3 separate regions of the Homo sapiens genome follow, and regions 1 and 3 are each linked to region 2. Evidence: chromatin loops called from intact Hi-C (ENCODE). Cell type or tissue: HCT116. All regions are shown on one strand.

Region 1 (8,000 bases), 250 kb before region 2:
ATAAGGGCAGAAAATACAAAGGTCAATAATTTAAGGCATTGGGTATGTGACTGACAGGTGAAGCCGCCAATTCTCATGGAGGAGGCAGTGTGATCTGGCCTAGAGAAAATTAATTGTCCAGAACATTCTGAAAAAAAAAAATCTACAAAATATATTATCCTTCAAGTCAAAAAACTGATATGATCACTAATATAGATTTTATAGATCACAGTAAGACTACCCTAGTCAAGACTAGGGATTGATTGCTATTTAATGGTGAATTAGGGAATGGACATGGACAAGGAAGGAGGAAGAGGGTTCCAAACATGACTTGGACAGGGTGAATCTCTGTCCTCCATAGTTCAGCAGAGAGACAGTCAGGTATGGGTAGATGGATGAGTAGAGATCATGGGTGTCAGGGCAGAAGCTACCAGTGTCAGGGACATTATAGGGGCCCACCACCATTTATAGGTGTAATTCTTTGCCCAGGCTGACCATAACCTTTTCATTTAAATGTCCCTTTTCCCCAGAGTTATGGAGAGTGATAGTATTTTCTGTAGCCAGGACCACTGTTGGAGCCCATGGCGCATGGATGAGGAGACCAATATCTGCAACTCTCCCCACTCACAGAAACAAACACCATAGGTGCTCCATTCCCAACTCTTCTCAACCCTGGGGTGAGGTTGTTTGGTACAATGGGTGCCAATATTCACTGTGCATTAGAAATACCAGGCCCATCTTAATGTCAGATTCATGGGAACCTTTGCTAGAGAGAAATTCAAATTCAGTTGCTCTATGTTTTTGCTACTCAGCAAAGTCCCCAAGCCAGCGGGATCAATCCTGAGACTTCCCAGTTCAGCATCTGCATTTTAACAAGATCCCCAGGTAATCTGAGCACACTAAGTTTAGAGAATCCCTTGTCTAACCCATGACATAGACATCGGGTTTTTGTTTGTTTTTGTTTTTGACATCACCAGGTGATTCTATGTGTTGTCAGGGCTGAGAATGTGATGATGAAGCATCTCAATTTTAGGTGCCAGACAGCAGCTAATCCCCATGTGGAATGAGGGGCCAACTGCACAGATGATTTTTCCTGGTCTGGTCTTGGGAAGGGGGCAGGGTATACAGATTCCTTACCTTGGAACTTCCGCATCCTTGGGTTCATCTGTAGAATCTTCTTCAGCTTGGGCTCCAGTTCCTTGATGTGGGAAACCAGCCTCTCTAGCTGCCGATTGGGCCTGATTTTGTTCCTCTGAGAGACCATGGAACAGCAACAGCAAAGCAGATCCTCCCCATGGGGCTCCTTCTGCAGCGAATTGATGCACTTGAGGCAGACGGTGCATCCACACTCCAGGGACATTGGTTTTTCCAGATAGTCTGAGCAGACGGGACAGCTGCTTGCTTCTTGGAAGAGTGCAGCCATGTCCACTGCCAGGGGAAAAGTACACAAGGGAAGAAAATTTCCTTGAGGTGAAAGCCTGTTAGTTGTGACAAGTGACAACCTTTTCATGCATAGAGGTATTGTGTTCCAGCTTTGTCACTCCGAGAACAAGACCATGAGTACAAACACTCAAGCACATCCCCCCACCCCCCGTCCTCAGAGATTTGAAGTTCTATTGGGAAAGTCACGAATCATCACTGTGCTCTGAGCTGAGGTGGAGGAAGGGTCCATTCTCCTGGTGACCCAGCAGCTGAGCCTGAGCCAGTGACGTGGCAGCACCCATGTGAGGAACAGCGAGCTGGGGTCATTTCACCACCTCCTAGGGGAACCCCAGCAAGAGACTGATTGATGAACATAAGAATTAGGAGCTGAGAGGCTGGGCACGATGGCTCATGCCTGTAATCCCAGCACTTCGGGAGGCCAAGGTGGGTGGATCATCTGAGGTCATCAAAAGTTCGAGACCAGCCTGATGGGTGAAACCCCATCTCTACTGAAAATACAAAAGAATTAGCCAGGCGTGGTGGCACACGCCTGTAATCCCAGATACTTGGGAGGCTTTGGCAGGAGAATCGCTTGAACCTGGGAGGCAGAAGTTGCACTGAGCCAAGATTGTGCCATTGCACTCCGGCCTGGGCAACAGAGTGAGACACCATCTCAAAAAAAAAAAAGGGGGCTGGATGCAGTAGCTCACATCTGTAATCCCAGCACTTTGCGAGGCCAAGGCAGGAAGATCCCTTGAGCCCAGGAATTTGAGACGAGTCTGGACAACACAGGAAGACCTCATCTCTACAAACAATACAAAAATTAGCAGTGAGCAGAGACCACGCCAGGTCACTCCAACCTGGACAACACAGTAAGACCCTGTCTCACCAAAAGAAAAGAAAAGAAAAAAAATTACATCCTTCTCCAGCCTTGGAAATGAATACCAAATTAACTGCCACCACTGGTGGGCAGGGGACAGGCTCGGAGGTTCCCTGAATGACAGAGAGTTGTTTTAGGAACCTCATGTCACACCCTTCTGAGACACTGTGGACCATGTCTGAGGGGTCCTACACTGGCACTGAGGGGGCCTGACCCCTCTTCATACACTGAGGTCAGGGGGCTCCCAGGTACACAACAGGATGCTGACCTCCTGCCGCTCGCCCACCCACAGGCCAGCCCAAGGCCACCCCCTTGGTCACTCTGTTCCCGTCCTCCTCTGAGGAGCTCCAAGCCAAAAGGCCACACTGCTGTGTCTCATGAGTGGCTTCTACCCGGGAGCTGTGACGGTGGCCTGGAAGGCAAACAGCACCCCTGTCACCCAGGGTACGGAAGTCACCAAGACCTCCAAACAGAGCAACAAGCACACAGCCAGAAGCGACCTGAGCCTGACACCCGACCAGTGGAGGTCCTGCAGCAGCTACAGCTGTAAGGTCACACACAAGAGAGCACTGTGGAGAAGACAGTGGCCCCTGAAGAATGTTCTTAGGTCCCTGACCCTCACCCCACCCATGGGGGCCTGGAGCTGCAGGATCCCAGAACAGAGATCCCCTCCCACCCCAAATCATCCAGCCCCTCTCCTTGTACCAGTAAACCCTTAATAAATATCCTCACCGTCAACCAGAAATCCTGCTCCCTCTCTTCATTTCTTAGCTAACATATAATTTGACACTCACCCTGGGTTCTTAGTGTGTGTAAGGGGGGATTACTTGCACCCTGTTGGATAGCAGCCCGGGGGAGAGGCTCCCAGACTCCCAGGGGTGTCTCCTGAGGAAACAGGCCAGGCCAGGCATTTGATCACTGAACACCTCTCTCTCCATTCTCTCTCCCCACCTCTTCCTCCTTGCAGCTTGGCCCCCAATTGCTGACTACTTCCTGGATGAAGCTGTCCCTAGCTGAGCCTTAAGACGCACCCTCTGTCCCTACCCTAGTCAAGACCCTCTACCCACCCACAGCCTCTGTTTCTTTAGCCTTGAAATCCTACTCTGGGCCTGGAGCTCCCTGGCCCCTGGAATGCCCTCTTTTCTCTCTGCCCAGCTCCCCAGCCCTGAGAGCCAGGCTGTCCAGGACACTGTTGCATCGTCAAATTCATGAGGTCTTACATTTGGGGCCCGCCTCAATTCTTCACCTTACAGCAGGTTCAGAGATGGAAAAAAAAATGGGAGGAAGCCAGGAAGGAAACACACACAAAAGGCCAGCAGGTGGCTCAGGATGCTTGTGAAAGGTAGTATCCCAGCTGTGCAGGAAGCAGTGCAAGGAGGGTAATAGGTGTTCCCTTATTTCTATGAGAATATGCAAAGCATTTGCTCAAGGAGAGTTGGTTTTCTCAGTGTTGAAGCCAGCCATCTTTTCTTTTCTTTCTTTTTTTTTTTTTTTTTTTGAGACAAAGTCTCGCTGTGTCACCAGGCTGGAGTGTAGTGGCACAATCTTGGCTCACTGCAACCTCTGCCTCCCAGGTTCAAGCGATTCTCCTGCCAAAGCCAGGCATCTTTTCACGACTAAAAGCAAGTACCTGTCTTAACCAAGGCCTCAATATTGATGGGATTTGGTCTCTGACACATGCACAGGTGACCTGTGCACCTAGGGCTGCCTGGCAGCTCTAGGAAATGGCAATTCTGTCAGGTACTTGGCACAGAAAGTCACTGGCCTTCTTTGGAGGATGCATCATTTATGGAAACACTTCTTTATTGGATCCTGGGTCTCGGGTGGAAAACCAGGTCCCACATCAGGACTTTCTCTGTGAGGCTCCCAGGTTCTGGGGCTCCAGCTGCTGTCTGAGAGGAAGGTGTGGAGACAGAGAACATAGCCTAGAAGAGCCTGGAACTGAGACTTCCCCTTACCGAGGTTATGCAAATGAGGTTCTTGGACTACATATTCTGATTGGATGAGAAGAAAAACCTCTAGATCTACTCTGATTGGGCTTTATTTGCATGTTCTGATTGGATGAGAGCAAGTCTTAGGACAACCAATCAGAACATGATAACAAAGTCCAATCAGAGTAGGCCTAGAGGTTTTCCTCATCCAATCAGAACATGTAGCCCAGGAACTTCATTTGCATAAATTCTCATATATAAATGATGCCAAGTGGGGGGAGTTTTGTCATTCCAAGCTCTCCTGCGTCAGCTTGTGTAGCTGGTTAGTACTGGCTTAGAGGAAAAAGAAAACGAGTCACTTCCTGAGCACACTGGAGTCTGGAAGCTTAGAGGAAAAGGAGGAGGAGCAACTTCATTAGCACAGTGGAGGCTGGAGCCTGCCGTGGCTCACCTCGCTGCTGCCGTTGGTGCGGGCCAGGGAGACTAGAGCGCAGCCAGAATGGTAAAATGGTGGTGGGAAAAGTTCGCCATCCCAGGCCGTACTGCCTGTGGCGTGGCGTGGTGGGGTGGGTTGGAGGCCCTATCCAGGGCGTTACTGCCCGTGTTAGGAGGCTGGTTGGATGTGGTATCTGGGGCCTCACTGCCCACAGAGGGGAGTGGGTTGGGGGTGCTATCGGGTGTGCGCTGCCCGTGGCTGGGGGTGGGTTGGAGCACTATCCCAAGCTGTACTGCTAGCGGCAGTGGGGAGTTCTGGGGGCACTATCTGGGGATGCAGTGGCCGTGGCCGGCGGGCGAGTTGGAAGAACTATCGGGTGTTGCATTGCCCTTGTCAGGCACGGGTTGGGGGCGCTATCGGGTGCTACTCTGCCTGCGGTGGGCGGGACGTGTTATATCCAGGGCATCATTGCCTGCGTCTAGAAGCTGGCTGGGGGCATTATCCATAGCTGCACTGCCCACAGCAGGGAGCAGGTTGGCAGCACTATCTGGGGCTGCAGTGCTGTGGTGGGGGACGGGTTAGGCTCATTACAGGGTGCTACACTGTTGGCAGCAGGGAGGGGGGTGTTGAGGGCGCTTTCTGGGGCCTACACTGAGACAGAGATAGCAGGATTTATTGGGAGTGCTACTGGGGGCCAGACTGCCCGTGTAGAGGGGGTGGGAGGCTGGTTGGGGGCGCTATTGAGGGACGTATCCACTGCCCGTTTTGGGAGGGGGCGGGTTGGGTGCTATCAGAGGTCTGTACTGCGTGCCAGGGAGCTGGTGGGTGTGCTACCTGGGGCCACATTGGTTCCGGCGGGGCGGGTTGGGTGCGCTATCGGGGGCTACCTTGCCCGCGCAGGGGGTGGGTTGGGTGCGCTATCTGTGGCTGTACTGCCGGAGGCAGGGAGTGAGTTGGGGCGTCTCCCTGGGTTGCTGCTCCCAGTGGGGAGCAGGTTGGGGCACTATCCGGGGTTGCACTTCCCGCAGTTGGGGGGCGGTTTGGGTGCCATATCAGGGCATTACTGCCCCCAGCAGGGGTCTGGTTGGGGGCACTATTCGTGGCTACACTGTGTACGGCAGGGAGCGGATTGGGGGCGCTATCCCGGGCTGCACTGCCCGCGGCAGGGGGCGGGTTCTGGGCGCCATTGGGTGCTGCAGTGTCCGAAGCAAGGGCAGGTTGGGGTCGCCATTGGATGCTACACTGCCGGTGGTTGGGGGTGAGGTGTTGGAGGCGCTATCTGGGGGCTACACTGCCGGCGGCGGGTTAGGGGTGCTGTTGGGGGCTGCGCTGCCCCCCTGGTGCTGGTGGTGTCAGTGACGGGTGGTCAGAGGAGCGGTCCTCGTCTCCCCGGACTCCAGACTCTAGAGGGCCATCTCCTCCTGCTGGAGCGCGGCGGATGCACAGCGTTTCCGCGGGGATCCTGAGCACAATCCGTCACCTAGACCAGCCGTGGTTCCCAGGCCCGCGCCCTCTATGTGTTGCGGAAACTGCCTGGGACCCCCGGGCACGCAGTAGCTGACACTACGGGGTGATAGGGCCCCGTGGGTGGAGGCGTCAGGAACGGGAACCAGCACTAGGGTTGGGAGGGCTGGCTGGGGTTCAGTTTTTGCTGCTCCTGCTTCCCGAGGAACGCAGCCAGGGTGGGCCCAGCGGTTCTAGTAGAGTAGGAAGCCCGGGCACTGTGGTGTCTCCAGTCCCCACTCCAGGCCCTAGTTCCTGGCCAACTTGGGCCAAAAGGAGAGGCTGGACTTTGGAGGGTGGGCGTGAGTGCCTTCGCTGAAACCGGCCTCTGCCATCCAGTGGCCAGCATGCCAAGGTGAGGCTCTAACGCTACCACTCTCTGCATCCTGTTCTAGGCTTTCTTGGCTTTGCCTGCCCAGTTGTTTCATGCCAGGAGGAGGAGCCGCCTGCTGGAGGCTGGAGCTTGTGGCACCACCGCTCGCCTCGCTGTGGTTGGTGGCGGCCATGGAGACTAAAGACTCAGCGCTGGAGTGGTAGGAGGGCGGCAATGAAAACTGAAGAGCACCAGAGCGGTAGGATGGCGGCTGGCTGCCGCCAGGGCACAGGCAGTGCAGTGGTCAGGTGTTAGGAGCCTTGTAGGGTGGGCCTGTGCGTTGAGGGTGACAGCAGTAGTAGTTGTATTAGCATCGGTGCTAGTTGTGGCAGCAGCAGCAGCAAGTTTGGGGGCCGGGAAGGCAGGTCGGAGCGTTGGGGGGCAGCCCTGCCTGGCCTGGGGTGGGTAGGAAGCTGTGGGCCTCTGTGACAGCGGTGGAGGTGCAGCCAGGGGAAGGAGGAGTCTTCCCCGCATCTCCTGCAGAATCTGGAGGGCGCCCTCCTCCTGCTGGCACCTGAGTCAGGTGTGAGTGGCACCATTATGTTATTAACAGAAGTTTGGGGGGTAACTATTTGTGTATCATTTTGCTTGGTTTTTTGTCAGGGTAGTCTTGGACTTTTTTTTTTTTTAATTTCTGGGGTACATGAGCACAACGTGCATGTTTGTTACATATGTATCCATGTGCCATGTTGGTGTGCTGCACCCATTAACTCGTCATTTGCATTAGGTATATCTCCTAATGCTATCCCTCCCCCCTCCCCCCATCCCACAACAGGCCCTGGTATGTGATGTCCCCCTTCCTGTGTACAAGTGTTCTCATTGTTCAATTCCCACCTATGAGTGAGAACATAACGATGTTTGGTTTTTTGTCCTTGTGATAGTTTGCTGAGAATGATGGTTTCCAGCTTCATCCATGTCCTTACAAAGGCCATGAACTCATCATTTTTTATGGCTGTGTAGTATTCCATGGTGCATATGTGCCACATTTTCTTGGACTTTTTTAAATTTCATGAATCAGGAAGGGGACAAAATGTATAATAGGTCTCCTTGATTCTCTTACCTGTTCTTTTTCTTTTTTTCCAGCCTGGTTTTTCTTCTGCTTATCATCATTTTCTTGTTCCTGTTCATTTTCTTATGCTGCTGCTTCTATTTCTTGTGTCCTTTCTTGTTTCTCCTCCTCCTCCCTTTGTTTTCTTTATCACAAGCAATGGCCTTAACAAACAACAGTCCAAAACTGAGTTAAAAATAGACGACTTGTCATTGTATTCCACCCGCCCACCCCCCCCCCGCCCTCCCCCCACCGCCCCCACCCTCCCCCCACGCCCCCCACCCCCGCCCCGACGGAATCTTGCTCTGTTGCCCAGGCTGGAGTGCAGTGGTGATCTCTGCTCATTGCAACCTCTGTCTCCCAGGTTCAAGCAATTCTCCTGCCTCAGCCTCTTGAGTAGCTGGGATTACAAGCGAATACTGCTGTGC
Region 2 (8,000 bases):
GCACCTGCAAAGCTTCCTTGTGTTGCTGTTTCTCAGAGAATGGTGAATGTGACATTCATGGTCTGTAAAATCCCTAAAGATAGCTTAGTTTATTGTGCTTTAATAGGGTAGGATGTTCAGTCTGATTTCACCCTAAGTTCATGAAGACACAACAGAATTTGAGTGCTGCCATGAACCTCAGAGGTCACCAAGTCAAATCTCTAGCCAGTACGGAAGTTCCCTCTACAGAATCCTTGACAGATGTACACATACTGCTCATCCCTGTCCAGACCAACTCAATTAGAAACTCTTCCTTCAAAGCAATCATGATGGTGGTAAATATAGACAATTCTTACAGCAGAGCATAAGAGGCATGGGTTTTCATTTAGAATACTTTTATGTGATGAATCTGAGCTTTAGAACAATGGAATCACTTTCCCAGAGTATTAGGAAGAGAATTGATGATGATTAAATCCCAGTTCTTCCTGATTCCAAATCTCACAGTCTATCTCTGCACTATCTTGCCTCCTTACTCTGAGTTAAAATCGGATGAATTCTTTTCACCCACCAGTGTTAAGTCTGCCTTCTGGCATAAAAATAATCTCTTCTTCCACAATAAGATCTTTTGACACTCAAAATACTCCTAATCCATGTCCCTTTAAAATCTATGATATTCTTACACAGTGTGGAGACATTTTTGGAGGTAGGAGAAGTAGAGGGCATGTTCCTGCCTGCCTGCCCCAGGGAGGCAGGAAGGGGCTGTTTTCAGCACCATGGCCAGCTGCTGTGGCTCCAGGCTCTCTCCAGTATTTGCAGTCACAAGTTTTAGAATTGAAAGGTACTCGAAGATCAAGAGCAGATTGTAACAAAGCTGAGACCTTAGGCACAGCCTCTCCCTCCCTAAGCCTCAATTTACATGTCTATAAAATGAGATGATAAGACCAAATGATCTCTAGGGCTCTTTCCCCAGGTAGGATTCTATGATGTTCCTGATGGCCAGATTGAGAATCTGTTCTGAGCTACACCTGTGCTCTCCTTCAGATGGAGTGATATGAGGCCTCCAGCCCAGCACCAGGTAAAGCACATATGACCTTGAGCCCCCATAGCTCTGCACACCACACACCTCCACAACCATCCTCCACGTGTGCACGTTTCCCACATAGAGAGGAAAAGTTGCAATACTGAAGTAGAAGAAAGTATTAACTTACAGGATAAGTCTCTGGGCACTGACTAAGCGTTATTTCATTGGTCTTCGAGAGAAATTTGATTTTCTGCATTTGATATTGTAAGCCAGTATGACATAAGATCCCAAGGGCTTCTATCCCCTCATCTTGATGTCACTAGAACTGGCCATAGCTTTGGTTCCATCTGCCCTCAGTTCACAGGCTATGTCAGAAGAGCTCCAACTCTTCTCTTATCCCTGGCCATTCCTCAAATCAAGGCAGGGTGGCAAATTCCTCACCCACACTTACTCACTGAGTGCTGTCAAATATGAGGGGTAAGAATCCAATCAAAAATGGTCTAAAGATTTTAATAGACGTTTCTCAAAATATGATATATAAATGGCTAATAGGCACATAAAAATGTGCTCAACATCATCAATCATAGAAATGCAAATCAAAACTACAATGATATATCATCTCATCACAGTTAAAACGGCTTATATCCAAAAGACAGGCAATAACAAATGCTGGTGAGGATGTACACTGTTGGTGGGAATGAAAGTTAGTATGACCAGTATGGAGAACAGTTTGGAGGTTCCTCAAAAAACTAAAAAGACAGCTACCATATAATTCAGTAATCCCACTGCTGGGTATATGCCCAAAAGAAAGGAAATTAGTATATTGAAGAGATATCTGCACTCCTATGTTTGTTGCTGCACTGTTTACAATGGCTAAGATTTGGAAGCAACCTAAGTGTCCATCAACAGATGAATGGATAAAGAAAATGGGTACATATACACAATGGAGTACTATTCAGCCATAAAGAAAGAATGAGACCCTGTCATTTGCAACAACATGGATGGAACTGGAGATCATTATGTTAAGTGAAATAGGCCAGTCACAGTAAGACAAACATCTCATGTTCTCACTTATTTGTGAGATCTAAAAATCAAAACAATTGAACTCATGGACATAGAAAGTAGAAAGATGGTTACCAGAGGCTGGGAAGGGTAGTGGGGGTCTGGGGATGGGGTAGGGATGGTTAATGGGTACAACAAAAAAATAGAAAGAATGACTAACCTACTATTTGATAGCACAACAGGGTGGCTATAGTCAATGAAAACTTAATTGTACATTTTAAAATTAAGAGTGCAAGGCCGGGTGTGGTGGCTTATGCCTGTAATCCCAATACTTTGGGAGGCCAAGGCGGGCAGATCACCTAAGGTCAGGAGTTTGAGACCAGGCTAACCAACATGGAGAAACCCCATCTCTACTAAAAACATACAAAATTAGCCGGGCGTGGTGGTGCATGCCTGTATTCCCAGCTACTCAGGAGGCTGAGGCAGGAGAATCGCTTGAACCCAGGAGGTGGAGGTTGCAGTGAGCCGAGATTGCGCCATTGCACTCCAGCCTAGGCAACAAGAGTGAAACTCGGTCTCAAAAAAAAAAAAAAAAAAAAATTAAGAGTGCAACTGGATTGTTTGCAACTCAAAGGATAAATGCTTGAGGGGGTGGACACCCCATTCTCCATGATGTGCTTGCTTGCAGGCATGATTGCATGCCTGCATCAGAACATCTCACGTACCTCATAAATGTATACACCTACTACGTACTCACAAAAATTTTTTAAATATGAGGGGTGAGGGAGCTTGAATGATTCTGTACCCTTTCTTTCCCTTGAACTCAGAGTTAACTTCCCCAAACCCACTTATCCATCTCATCCCCACCCTACTCCTCACTGCCCTGGAGGGGAGACATCTGAGCTCTGATAAAATTATTTAGGGAAGAACTTCAGTAAAGTCTTGTTGTTGTAGGAGTAACTTTTATGGTTTAGGATCTGCTCTGGGTCATAAGTCACCTATTTCAATGGTCTCCTTAGGGCCTTCTTGGATGTTCTCCTCTTCCGCATCCAGGTCAATACGCTCCTCTTTGCTGTTGCGCAGGCTCCAACACAGACGGTAGAGCTGCAGAGAAGGCAGAACAGGTCAACAGAAAGATCCAAATAGCATCTTGGGACAAGAAGTTGGGGGGGCAAAGAGATATGCATCAAGGAAGGGAAGGGAATGTGGCATCTCAGTACCAGGAAGAACATACACAACGATTCTCATCCATAACATTATCTCTAAAAACATTGGTAACTTAGATAAAAGTAATATACATGTATATACTAGCCTCTATGATATATGCATATTCAGAGCTAAAAGATTGCCTCATATGGAAATGTTTGTTGAATGAACTCTTTTACGTGTGTGTGTGATAAATAATTTGTTCCTTTTAGCACTGGCAGTAGGAAGCAACAAGACAACCATTTGTCCAGGTTAGGAGTGTAAGTTCAGATTTTTGCACTATGTCACATTATGTGGATAAGAAGCTAGAATCATGAGCCATAATAGAATATGGTAGAGCTGAAGGCACAGTTTCTATTGACATAGTCAAGAGCATGAACCAAATACTTGATCTAGAGCATGAACTCGGTCTAGGGCATCAACTAGAAATGTGTTTGGGTTGTAATACTTTCAAAGACTTGAGACATGAGGAAGCAGTTGATACAACACAAAGAAAGCCTGTGACAGGTCCAGCAAATAGATGTGATTCAGTTCTGCTGCCATAAAAGCAGTCTTTGTTTGACGTTAGGTTTGTCACAGCTCTTAAAAATTTGGCAATGAAGTTGAAGGTCTCTTAGGGATTCCATAGTCTGTGCATGCATGAGTAAAGTAAAGGATTAACAAAATCCTTCTGTTTTCTAGGAATAAATATGACCTTGGGTTAACTTTCTGGCTCTGTTCCCTTGGAAACCTGGAAATCTGTGTTGGGTTACCAGACTACTAATAAAAATGGCTCATAATTGGTCATCTTTATCTAAATTGGGAGAGCCATGAATGAATTCTAAACCAATGGGGGCATCTAGAGTTAAAGAAGAGTAATTGCAACTTTTGAAGTCTTGAATCAATTAGACTTTGATATTGTTAGAAATGTTTTACATCCTATGGTCAATTTTTGGTGGACTAATTTGGAAAAAAAAATCAAGAGGCAAACTATATTTTGGGTTTCCCTGAGTAGACTGATTTTTGTAACTAGGTATGTGCTTTGTTGGGACCTTTGAAAGCTTTGACCATGGGACTGTCAAAAGAAATACCAGTTTCTATTTGGAACATAGGCTTCTAAGCCAGGTAGCCCTGTACCACCCATGTGATCTTACGCACCTGAGCTGTCACTTGGGGAGCAGGTTTCAGAGAATAAGCCCTGGAATAAAGGGTGGACAACTGTGAGGACTCTGACTAAAGACATGGGCTTGATATCAGCCTGTTGGCACACCATGTTTCCTGGCATGTATCCTTCCACGTGAAACCAATGGCAAGTCATGTGAATGTGAATATAAGATGTATAATTTTGCTGAGGCTGACCAAGAATGTTGTGGCATGTCAACATCACTAATCATCAGAGAAATGCAAATCAAACTATAATGAGATATCATCTCACCCCATTTAAAATGGCTTTTATCAAAAAGGCAATAATGAATGCTGGTGAGGATGGGGAGAAAGGGGAATCCTCAAACACTGTTGGTGAGAATGTAAATTATCACAGCCACAATGAAGAACACTATGGAAGTTCCTCAAAGAACTAAAAATAGAGCCACCATATGATCCAGCAATTCTACTACTGGATATATATTCAAAAGAAAGTAAACCAGTATATCAAAGAGATACCTGTATTCCTATATTTACTGCAGCACTATTCACAGTAGCCAAGATATGGAATCAATCTAAGTGTCCACTGACAAATGAATGGATAAAGAAAATATTGTACAAATATACAGTAGAGTATTATTCCACCATAAAAAGAATGAGATCCTGTATTTGCAACAACATGGATGGAACTGGAGGCCATTATGTTAAGTAAAATAAGCCAGGCATAAAAAGACAAATTTCTCATGTTCTCACCATATATAGGAGCTAAAAGTTTTAAAAACCAAACTCATGGAGATAGAGAGTAGATTGATGGTTACCGAGGCCAGGAAGGGTAGCAGGGAATGGAGGACAGAATGGAGATGGTTAATGGGTACAAAAATACAATTAGAATGAATTAAAATCTAGTAGTTGGTAGCACAATAGGGCAGCTATACGTAATTTATTATATACATATAATTTAAAGACAGAGTCTCACTATGTTGTCAGGGTGGTCCCAAACTCCTGGACTCAGGTGATCCTCCCACCTTGGCCTCCCAAAGTGCTGGGATTACAGGCATGAGCCACCATAATCTGTATTTTAAAATAACTAAGAGTGGAATTGGAATGTTCCTAACACAAAGAAATGATAAATGCTTGAGGCAATGGACACCCCAATTACCCTGATTTGATTATTTTATATTGTATGCCTGTATCAAAACATTACATGTACCCCATAATTATATACAACTATTATGTACCCATAATAATGAAAAATTTAAAAAAAATTAAAGAACATTGCAGTGTGAACATGAAACAAGGACAGATCCCCTAAATGGATACTCACATGCACATCCGGAATGGGTTTGGTGAGGAGGGAGATGACCACGATGGTGATGAAAGAAATGGCGAAGAGGATAATGGCAAAGTACAAGTAGTGCACCCCACAGATAATCGTGGGACAGTTGCTGGGCTCCATGCAGCTCCCGGTTCCATAAGCAAACTCAGTAATCATACGTGAAATCCCAATCAGAAGTCCTAGGATCAGTCCCCAAAAGGCTCCCTGTGAAAGAAAACCCTGGGTTAACTCATGCTGAACACACAAAACAGATGGCCTTTCTAACATTCTTTGGAGAGGCATAGGCAGAGGCAAAGGAACAGAGGTAGGAGAAGTGGTAGCTCCAGGCTGTCTGAACCCAGAACACTGAAGTTCAGAATATGGCTAGGAGTGCTATGCACTCAGACAGACACACTCAGTGTGTCTGTCTATCATGTTTCAGCAACATGATTTCACCTCGATCATTAAACAAGGAGCCATAATATAATGGGGTAAAGTGTCTAATAACTGGAATAGAATGTCAACCTACAGACTTGATTCCAAAAATTCCCTTTAACTTGAAAAATAATTTGAGCCTCTCCACCTGCAGCTACTGTCAACACCAATCTCCAGATTTAGGCATATTCAGATGAAAAGTAATTACTTGTGAGGTAATTTGTATTTCACAAAGACATGGGAAAAGAAATTGGGTCTTTGGAAGATGAAGGAGAAAGAAACTTTTCCATCAAAATATAAATAACACTTACTTTTTTAGCCCTCTTTGTAGTTTATTTTATGAACTATTTTTAGTTTGAGAACATAAAATTATACTGTGTTTTTACATTAAATTTTGGGTCTGCATATTAGAATATGGAAGACTTTAAGAGACCAGAAACATGAGGGGATGATTTTTCAGGGTTTTTTTTACTCCTTCCTTCCTTCCCTCCTTCCTTTTTTCCTTTCTATCTTTCCCTTAGGTAAGTCCTCACCTAAAGGACTAGGTTTGAGTTTGGCAGGCCAGTGGCAAAATAGAATGTGCTCTTAGAAGGGTGGCCCAAAAGAGCTTTCACAGTTTTATCAGGTGCTGGTCAGCCTCTTTGCTAGCCATTGGTATCCCTGCACTTTCTATTCCAAATTATCAGCTATCCCCCACACATGGCATGGCATGTGTTTTTGTCTCCAGGTCTTTGTACAGCTCATTCTATCTGGGAGAATACAGGCTCTTCTCTTCCTGGTAACCTCATTCTAGCTTAAATAGGACAAGCTACACAGGGTGGGTGCACCCTTTCTTGCTGTGGCCACAGCACTGTGGACACAGATCCAGGCAAGCACCAACCACACTGCCATGGAATCACAATAGTTCTCTGTCTCCCAATCTGAACCGGGGGATTGCCCAGGAAAGGAAACAGGTTTCATTCACTTTGTGTTGCTAGTGCCTCACCCTATGCTGGCATCTGGAAGTGACTTCTAGATGAAGAAATAAATAAGGAAAAAGAAAAAAATATGTTCCCTATTCATCCCCCATGCACTATTTCACTCAAAAAAATTATTTCTTAGCTGGGCATGGGGTGTGCCTGTAGTCCTCGCTACTTTGGAGGCTGAGGCAGAAGAATCACTTGAGTTCAGGAGTTTGAGACTAGCCTTGGCAATACAGTGAGATTCCTGTCTCAAAAAAAATCAATAAATTTGCCACGAAATAATTTTTTAAAAATTCAAATTTTTTCATAATAAAAACTCAACAAATTAGGTACAGAAGTAACAAACCTCAAAAACAATAAAGATTATAAGCTATATATGACAAACTCACAGCTGACATCATACTGAACAGGGAAAAATTGAAAGCCTTTCCGGTAAGATCTGGAAAAAGAAAAGGATACCCTTTCACCACTTTTATTCAACATAGTACTGGAAGTCCTAGACAGCGCAGTTAGGCAAGAGAAAAAGGGCATCCAAATTGGAAAAGAAGAAGTCAAATTGGCCTCATTTACATATGATATGATCTCATATTTAGAAAAACCTAAAGATTCCACCAAAGGGATCACTGTTAATGAAACCCTGACCTACCTTTCCAGCCACATCTTCCATCTTTCACATTCACAAACTCTCCTTGAGCCAGGTGAGATTCCATACAAGTCCTTCACCCTCACTCCTGTCCTACTTCTGCCTGAAAGGTCTGGGCAGTACTGTTCTCTGACTTGAATGCCATGTCTTCCCTCTCCAACTTCAAATTCTTCCAGCTCCAGCTGGTCCAAGGAGCCTTCCCTGACAGTTTCAGTCCCTGCTAATAAAGCCTTTCTTAAATCCCTTCCTGCTCATATCATGTGCTGTATTGTATCCCTTACTTCTTACGCACTTTGTTTTATGTATAAACTGCTT
Region 3 (8,000 bases), 160 kb before region 2:
CTTGCTGGGACTGAAGAGGGATCCCAAATCCCCACACAGCATTTCCTCATCACCGACTGTGGGGCTAGTCTCCGAGCCCAGGCTCTCGGCCTCCAAGCCACTGTGGCCCCCTAGCTCATCGTGAGCCCCGCTCAGGCAGCTCTCAGTGGTGAACATGCCACTGAGGTCTCGGTACAGGCACAGCGTGATCACGTTGGGCTGATGGTGCAGCGGGGGCTTGTGCAGCACCAGGTGGTCGTGGCAGCCACTATAGGAGTGTGCTTTTCAGCAGGAACATGGTGACGCGGCCGTCGGCACTCATGATGACCACGCAGGGGTTGCCTACAGTGCACTGCATGTTGCGGGTGACCAGGCCCACAGGGATGAAGTACAACTGATTCATTCCTTCCAGCAGGTGGATGCCCAGCAGCGACACTTGGACAATGTAGTGGTTGTCCCCGATGTTTTCGGCAAAGACCGTGGGGCCCTGCGTGGCAAAGCCACTGGTGTCCAGCTCCATGATCTCCTGCCCCATCTGCGGGAATATGGTTGAGTCTTCCTGGCTCAGAATCAGGAATCACTGTCTGCGGTGGTCATTGTCCGCTTCGGGGGTGCTGGGTTCCTGCTCCGTGCCCTCCCCCTTGGGATTCTCTTTCTCCTCCTTAGGCACCAGGGCGATGACTGTCCACATGTCGTAGCAGCCGGGAAGCTCAAAGGTTGTCACCACCTGGGGCTGGATGCTCTTCTGCAGCACCGACAGAGCCCCATTCTTCCTGTGGCTGGAGCAAACCACAATCTCCAGGTCCGGCTCAGGGTTGTTCTGAAACTCTTCAGACAGGAAGGCAGGCTCACCCATGGCAGCATTGGTGCAGGGTCCAATGTTAAGGATGCTGTCACACACCTCAAAGGTAGGTGGCCAGCTGTGTGCCCGACTGGGCGTCGCTGCCGTACACTTCAATCTCGTCCATGTCGTCCTGTGACACGGATTTGTCCCTGGCTGACCAGCTGGCCATGTGTCCACTCGCTTCTTCTGTGAGGGAGGCTCTTCCTTGTCAGCAGCCTCACAGATAGCACTGGCCGGGGGCTCCTGAAGCTTCTCGGTGTACTTGAGGAGGAGAGAGTTGCCCAGGCAAGAACTCAGGAACAGGTACCCAGGCTCCATGGTGACCATGCTGGTGGTGAGGACGCTGGTGGCCGCCTTGTCAAAAGTGGAACACTCGGACGCTACGCATGCCATCGGTGATGAGGGTCAGCATGTAGATCTGACTGCCCTTGAGGGAGATGACCATCTTGTCATGGGAGATGAAGGTGGCCTGGGCGCAGTCCAGGGGGATTCACACACCCAGCTGGGTGCACAGCGGGAAAGCTGCGGTGCCTGTGGTGAGGCTGCTGAGAGCCACACCGTACGGGGGAATGCTCTGGTTCAGGTATAACAGCGAGCTGACGACAAAGACCACCACCCCACCTATGGGCTTGGGTACGGCCAGAGCCTGGGTGCAGTCAAAGGGTAGCTGGTGAGAGATCAGATGACGGGGTGCACCTTCTGCGTGATGTTAGCAAGATGGCCACGATGGAGCACGTGTCCTGCCACACAGCCACGTGCCCGGGCCAGGTCTGGTTGGGCTCGAACAGGATGGGCTTGTAGTAGCCGTGCAGGAACTGCAGGGCGATGATGATGAGCAGCTTCTCATCCAGGGCCTGCACATCGATGAGGTAGCTTCTACAGGACAGGCCAGCCCACTCCTATGGAATCAAAATACGGATTTTTAAAAGATCTCCAGGTGATTTAATATAAACAAGCTTGAGAAGTTATGTTTTAGGTCAGTGCTACACCCAAAGAAATATGACAGCCACATGTATAATTTTAAATTTTCCTGTAGACATGCTAAAAAAGTAATAAAAAACATGCAGCCGCTCGTGGTGGCTCACGCCTGTAATCCCAGCACTTTGGGAGGCCAGGGTGGGCAGATCACAAGGTGAGGAGTTCGAGACCGCCATGGCCAACATGGCAAAACCCTGTGTTTACTAAAAATATAAAAATTAGCCCGGTGTGGTGGCATGCTCCTGCAGTCCCAGCTACTCAGGAGGCTGAGGCAGAATCGCTTGAACCCAGAAGGCAGAGCGTGCAGTAAGCCGAGATCACACCACTGCACTCAGCCTGGGCGAAAGAGCGAAACTCTGTCTCAAGAGAAAAAATGCAAAAAATACTTTAAATAGTATATTATAAGCCTGTATATCCCAAATTATTATCATTTTCACAGAGGACACTAACCACATTTAAGGGCTCTGCAGCCAATGGCGACTACCACATTAGACAGCACAGGCCTAGAGCACGACCTAACTATTACATTACCTTCAAAATCTCTAGTCATCTCTAGTCTATATTCAACTATGGTTTGGGGGCATAAATATTTCAGGTGCCAGAATTCAGCCTATGCCCATATTTAATGGAGAACATTTTGAATGGCTACTTTCTCAGGGCCATTGATGGGCTGAGAGCAAATTTTACAGATTTCTTACCTTGGAACTTCAGCGTCTTTGGGTTCTGATATAGAATTGTCAGCTGGGGCTCCAGTTCCTTGATTTTAGAATCCATCTTTCCCAGCTGGAAATCGGGCCTGATGTCATTCTTCTGAGTAGCCACAGAGCGAAAGGAGCACATTACACCTTCCTCATGGGGTTCCTTCAGAAGTGAACTGATGCAGCGGATGCAGCAGACACATCCACGACTTAGGTACACGGGTTTTTCAAGATAAGATAGGGAGATGAGACATCGACTCGCTTCTTGAAATTGTTCAGCCGTGACCACTCTCTATGGAAAAATGTACATGCTATTAGAGTGTCATGAGTTGAAGGACAACACTCCTTGGAAATCTTTCCTCCTTATATACATAGAGATATCAGGGCCTACTATGCACAATTACTAGTGAAACATAATGAAACACAATATAAATACATATATAAAAGACTCAGGGCCTTGAGCTTCTGATATTTTAAATGCTAGCTGGAGTGCAGTGGCGCCATCTCGGCTCACTGCAAGCTCCACCTCCTGGGTTTACGCCATTCTCCTGCCTCAGCTTCCCAAGTACCTGGGACTACAGGCGCCCACCACCACGCCTGGCTAATTTTTTGTATTTTTAGTAGAGATGGAGTTTCACTGTGTTAGCCAGGATGGTCTCAATCTCCTGACCTCGTGATCCTCCTGCCTCAGCCTCCCAAAGTGCTGGGATTACAGGCGTGAGCCACCACGTCCAGCCAGGACTTGATTGTTTCTTTGGGAAGTTGATGTCATAAAAGTGTCTATACTGGGCTGTCCTGCCACATGTGGCTCTTGAGCACCTGAAATGGGGCATATCAGAATTGAGATGTGCTTTCAGTGTAAAATGCATAATGGATTTGGAAAATGTAATGAGAAATAGAGAATGTAAATGATGTTGTTAAGAACTTTTAAAGGTTGGCTGGGTGCAGTGGCATGTGCCTGTAGTCCTAGCACCCTGGGAGGCTGAGTCGGGAGGATCGCCTGAGCCCAAGAAGTTGAAGCTACAGTGAGCTATGATCGTGCCACTGCACTCCAGCCTGGGTGATGGAGGGAGACCCTGTTTCTTAAAAACAATCTTAAAGTTAATTTCATGCTGAAATGATAACATTTTCTGTATTAAAATTTTAATTTTTTTCTTAATTTATTCTCACCTCTGCTCCACTAGGTTCTCCCCTGGCCTCCAATTGCTTCCACTGACAACTCAGTTGGAGTGAGCTCCACTTACAAGGGTTTTTGTGTAGAGTGTCCCTCCTCCCACCTTATTCACATCCTGCTTATCATTCTTAATCCAATCAGATTTTGATTTAATTATGCTATATATTAGATTTTTACTGACGTCATAAGCAGATTGCCACAAAGGAGATCGTCCTCACTAAAGGGTTTTCACAGTTAATATGGACAAATATTGCCACATCATTCTAAATTAGGTCTTGTATATTGTGGGCGTTGGTAAGATTTGGGATCAGGATTGAAACTGTTCAAACAAAACATTTGGCATCAAAATTAATTGTTATGAATGGAGCTAATTTCAAATTGTTTTTGATCATGAAAATAAAAACTCACAGTTTGATGAAGAAAATTAGTCAAACTTACTCACAGGTCTTTCCTAAAACCACACTCATTAGACCAGTCATTTATTAAAAAGGACTTACTCTTGTGAAGATCCACATTTAGAAGAGGTTGAATTCACTTCCACATAAAAATATTTTTTCTGCATTATGATTTTCTTAAGAACATTTTCTTTGGTCTAGCTTACTTTACTGTAAGAACACAGTACATAACACATATGCAAAATATGCGTTAACGGACTTGATATTATGGGTAAGGCTTCCAGTCAACAATGGGCCATTCATCCTTAAGTTATTGGGAAGTCAAAAGTTATGCACAGGTATTGGACTGCCGGGGGCTCAGTGCCCCTAAACCCCACATTTTTTAAGGGTCAGCTGTATCTAAAAATCTCAAGAACATTGCCCGTGGCCAGTATTTATAATTTTTTCTTTGCTTTTAGACAAAATCATTCCTGTACATTTAATTTCATTAATATTACTCTCTGTATTTGTAAATAGTTTGTGCTTAATCTGTAAAGTGTGAACAGGTTTTAGTTTTTGCATGACTATTGCAGACATATTGAACCACGTTTGATAAATGAAGTAATAGTGAAACTACCTAGGGTTTTCTCTCAGCTGCCTCCCTCTTCCCTGTCTCCAGGTGGCGCTGTGTGGAAGTTTATGAAGAGACCTGGTCCGGATCCAAGCTTTCTGTCCCCGTTCTACTTTCTGAAACGCCCACCAAAAGACACGGGCCCCTGGCATCTCATAACCACTCAGTTAGTCATCATTTCTGTTTTTTAATAGCTGAGGATATCCTGACTACTTGCTCTTCACAAGATTATTATAAATTATACTAGTTTAAATTCAAAGGCAAAGTTTCCCCCTTCCTGCTCCCTGGAAACCTTTATCCCTGAATGACATGGCTAAATGGCTAAGCTCTCCTGCACCCAATGCCCTGATCAAGTGTTTCTTCCTGTAGGGGCCTTTCCTTTTGCCCCAAGGCAAATCCTTTCTCTGTTGTCCTCCCCTGGCAATTTATAAACACTTGTAACAGAATCTGTTACTATTCTTATTTGTATTGATGTGGTCTTAAAAGAGTCAAACTTAGTTGAGAGCTGTATCTGTGGCCTACATTTTGTTCTGTTTGTTTTGTTTTGTTTTTCCTTTTTTTGAGACAGAGTCCCACTCCATCACCCAGGCTGGAGTGCAGTGGCATGATCTCGGCTCACTGCAACCTCCACCTCCCCGGTTCAAGCGTTTCTCGTTCCTCTCCCTCCCGCAAAGCTGGAATTACAGGCATGAGCCACCACACCCAGCTAATTTTTGTATTTTTAGTAGAGAGGGGGTTTCACCATGTTGACTGGGCTGGTCTCAAACACCTGGCCTCAAGTGATCCACCCACCTCAGCCTCCGAAAGTGTGTGGCCTACATTTTGGATATGAAATATGAAAAATATTTACCAAAAAGTAGACAACAAATAATTACTATTGGATCCACATATAATTTAATCAATCTGGTTTCCTTCATATTTCCTCTTGCTTTTCATCCTCCTTGCAGTTTCATGATTCTCTGGAGGTCATCTAAAACAATAATATAATTTAAGGAAGCAAATTTTTTTTTCTTGAGACAGGGTCTTGCTCTGTTGCCCAGGCTGGAGTGCAATGGTACAATTATGGCTCACTGTAGCCTCGAACTCCTGGGCTGAAGCCATCCTCCTGCCTCAGCCTCCCCAGTAGCTGGGACTACCAGTGTGTGCTACCAAGACTGGCTAATTTTTTAACTATTTTGTAGAGATGAGGATCTCACTATATTGCCAGAACTGGTCTTAAGCAATCTTCCCACCTTGGCCTTCCAAAGTGCTGGGATAACAGGTGTGAGCCACCATGCCTGGCAAGGAAGCAAATTTGATTTTACATCATCCAAAGAGTAACACAAAGGAAGTATATCTGAGTTGTAGTACATCAATAAGTGGAAATATTAAGATTCTATATAAATTATTTGTGATTTCCTTTCTAAGAAAGAGACTACAATTATCATTATACATGGGCATTTTCAAACATTTCCAAACTTGAGATGAAAAAAAGAAAGAAAATATGAGACAGTGACTATATTTGAGGTATATTCTTTCAACAGACTATAAACGTGCGGGGTTCACACATTTATCAGCCAAAAACAGATTCAAAATACATACATTCTTAGTCTTAACAAGGGCTACAAAAAAAGTGTGGAACAGCTATCAGTAATATATTTTGTGTTAATATGAATTCTAGGCTTGGATAAAACATGCAGGGTATGATTACAACTTTAGATGTCTTCTTTTTAAATGTTATTTCTCTTTTAGGACTTCGGTCTGATTAAATGTTATTTCTTTTTTAGGACTTTGGTCTGATTAATAGATGTCTTCTTTTTTCTGGTTTCTTGTTTCGTTTTGTTTTGTTTTGAGACTGGGTCTCTGTCGCCCACTGCTGCTAGAATGCAGTGGCATAATCATGGCTTACTGTAACGTTAACTACATGGGCTCAGGTGATCCACCTGAGCCTCCCAAGAAGCTGGGACCACAGGCACATGCCACCATGCCCAACGAACTTTTTCTATTTTTTGTAGAGATGGGGGTCTCACCATGTTGCCCTGGCTGGTCTAGAACCCCTGGCTCAAGTGATCCTCCTGCCTTGGCCTCCCAAAGTGCTGAGATTACAGGTGTGAGCTGCCACACCTGATTGAGATTTCTTAGTTCTATTATATTCTCTAATATAAAAAAAGAAAGGTCATCGTCCAGTTTTAAGTGGTCTCACGACAATTTCTTTTTTTTTTAATTTTTTTTTTATTATACTTTAAGTTCTGGGGTACATATGCAGAACATGCAGGTTTGTTACATACGTATACGCGTGCCATGGTGGTTTGCTGCACCCATCAATCCATCATCTACATTGGGTATTTCTCCTAATGCTCTCCCTCTCCCAGCCCCCAACCCCATGACAGGCCCCGGTGTATGATGTTCTATGTTCATGTGTTATTGTTCAACTCCCCTTATGAGCGAGAACATGCAGTGTTTGGTTTTCTGTTCTTGTGTTAGTTTACTGAGAATGATGGTTCCCAGCTTAATCCATGTCCCTGCAAAGGACATGAACTCATCCTTTTTTATGACTGCATAGTATTCCATGGTGTGTATGTGCCACATTTTCTTTATCCAGTCTACCATTGATGGGCATTTGGGTTGGTTCCAAGTCTTTGCTATTGTGAATAGTACCGCAATAAAAATACGTGTGCATGTGTCTTTATAGTAGAATGATTTATAATCCTTTAGGTATATACCCAGTAATGGGATTGCTGGGTCAAATAGTATTTCTGGTTCTAGATCCTTGAGGATTCGCCACACTGTCTTCCACAATGACTGAACTTATTTACACTCCCACCAACAGTATAAAAGTGTTCCTATTTCTCCACATCCTCCCCAGCATCTGTTGTTTCCTGACTTTTTAATGATCGCCATTCTAACTGGCGTGAAATGGTATCTCATTGTGGTTTTGGTTTGCATTTCTCTAATGACCAGTGATGATGAGCTTTTTTTCATATGTTTCTTGGCCGCATAAATGGGTAGACTGCATGTTTCTAAGGAATTGTTTCATTTTATCTGGGCTAACCAACTTGTTGGCATACAAATGTTTATAGTATTCTCTTAAAATCTTTTTAATTTTTATAAAACCAGTATTGAGGCAAGGCTCAGTGGCTCATGCCTGTAATCGCAGCACTTTGGGAGGCTGAATCACTTGAACCCAGTGTTTGAGACCAGCCTGCGCAACATGGTGAAACCCTGTCTCTAACAAAAACAACAAACAGACAAAAACTAGCCAGGCATGGTGGTGTATGCTTGTAGCTACTCAGCAGGCAGTGAATGCACTCCAGCCTGGTTGACAGTGGTATCTTGTCAAAAA

Evidence for each region. A loop is a pair of places that touch in the nucleus more often than their neighbours do. Peaks named below come from ENCODE experiments on the same cell type or tissue, not always from the same donor. Only the 100,000 strongest peaks of a DNase experiment are listed, where the experiment ranks them.
Region 1: it touches region 2 in a loop (8-fold over the local background); 5 of 110 quality-filtered maps call a loop at or near these places.
Region 3: a loop joins it to region 2, with 7 times the contacts of the local background. A loop is called at or near these places in 49 of 110 quality-filtered maps.

Annotation. Positions count from the first base shown.
Region 1 is chr22:32,351,561-32,359,560 of GRCh38, reverse strand. It overlaps RFPL3 (ret finger protein like 3), which reads right to left and starts at 1,694. Exons shown (of 2, transcript NM_001098535.1): 1 at 1,117-1,694. The coding sequence starts at 1,489. It also overlaps a transcript of SLC5A4 not described here. In HCT116, a CTCF peak has its summit at 3,597 (motif pointing right); DNase peaks (open chromatin) are centred at 3,610 and 4,340; H3K4me3 peaks cover 633 bases.
Region 2 is chr22:32,099,892-32,107,891 of GRCh38, reverse strand. SLC5A1 (solute carrier family 5 member 1) reads right to left here. Exons shown (of 15, transcript NM_000343.4): 13 at 5,655-5,870; 14 at 3,001-3,106. It overlaps LOC105373000 (a long non-coding RNA gene), which reads left to right. Exons shown (of 3, transcript XR_938172.3): 3 at 950-1,035. Among named protein-coding and RNA genes, the nearest start is that of C22orf42, 55 kb to the left of the region's middle. In HCT116, a CTCF peak has its summit at 4,052; a DNase peak (open chromatin) is centred at 4,001; H3K27me3 peaks cover 3,248 bases.
Region 3 is chr22:32,263,079-32,271,078 of GRCh38, reverse strand. SLC5A4-AS1 (SLC5A4 antisense RNA 1) reads right to left here. Exons shown (of 4, transcript NR_149072.1): 3 at 2,500-2,791; 4 at 1-1,722. It also overlaps a transcript of SLC5A4 not described here and the pseudogene CPSF1P1. Among named protein-coding and RNA genes, the nearest start is that of SLC5A4, 12 kb to the right of the region's middle. In HCT116, a CTCF peak has its summit at 4,732 (motif pointing right); a DNase peak (open chromatin) is centred at 4,748; H3K27ac peaks cover 506 bases.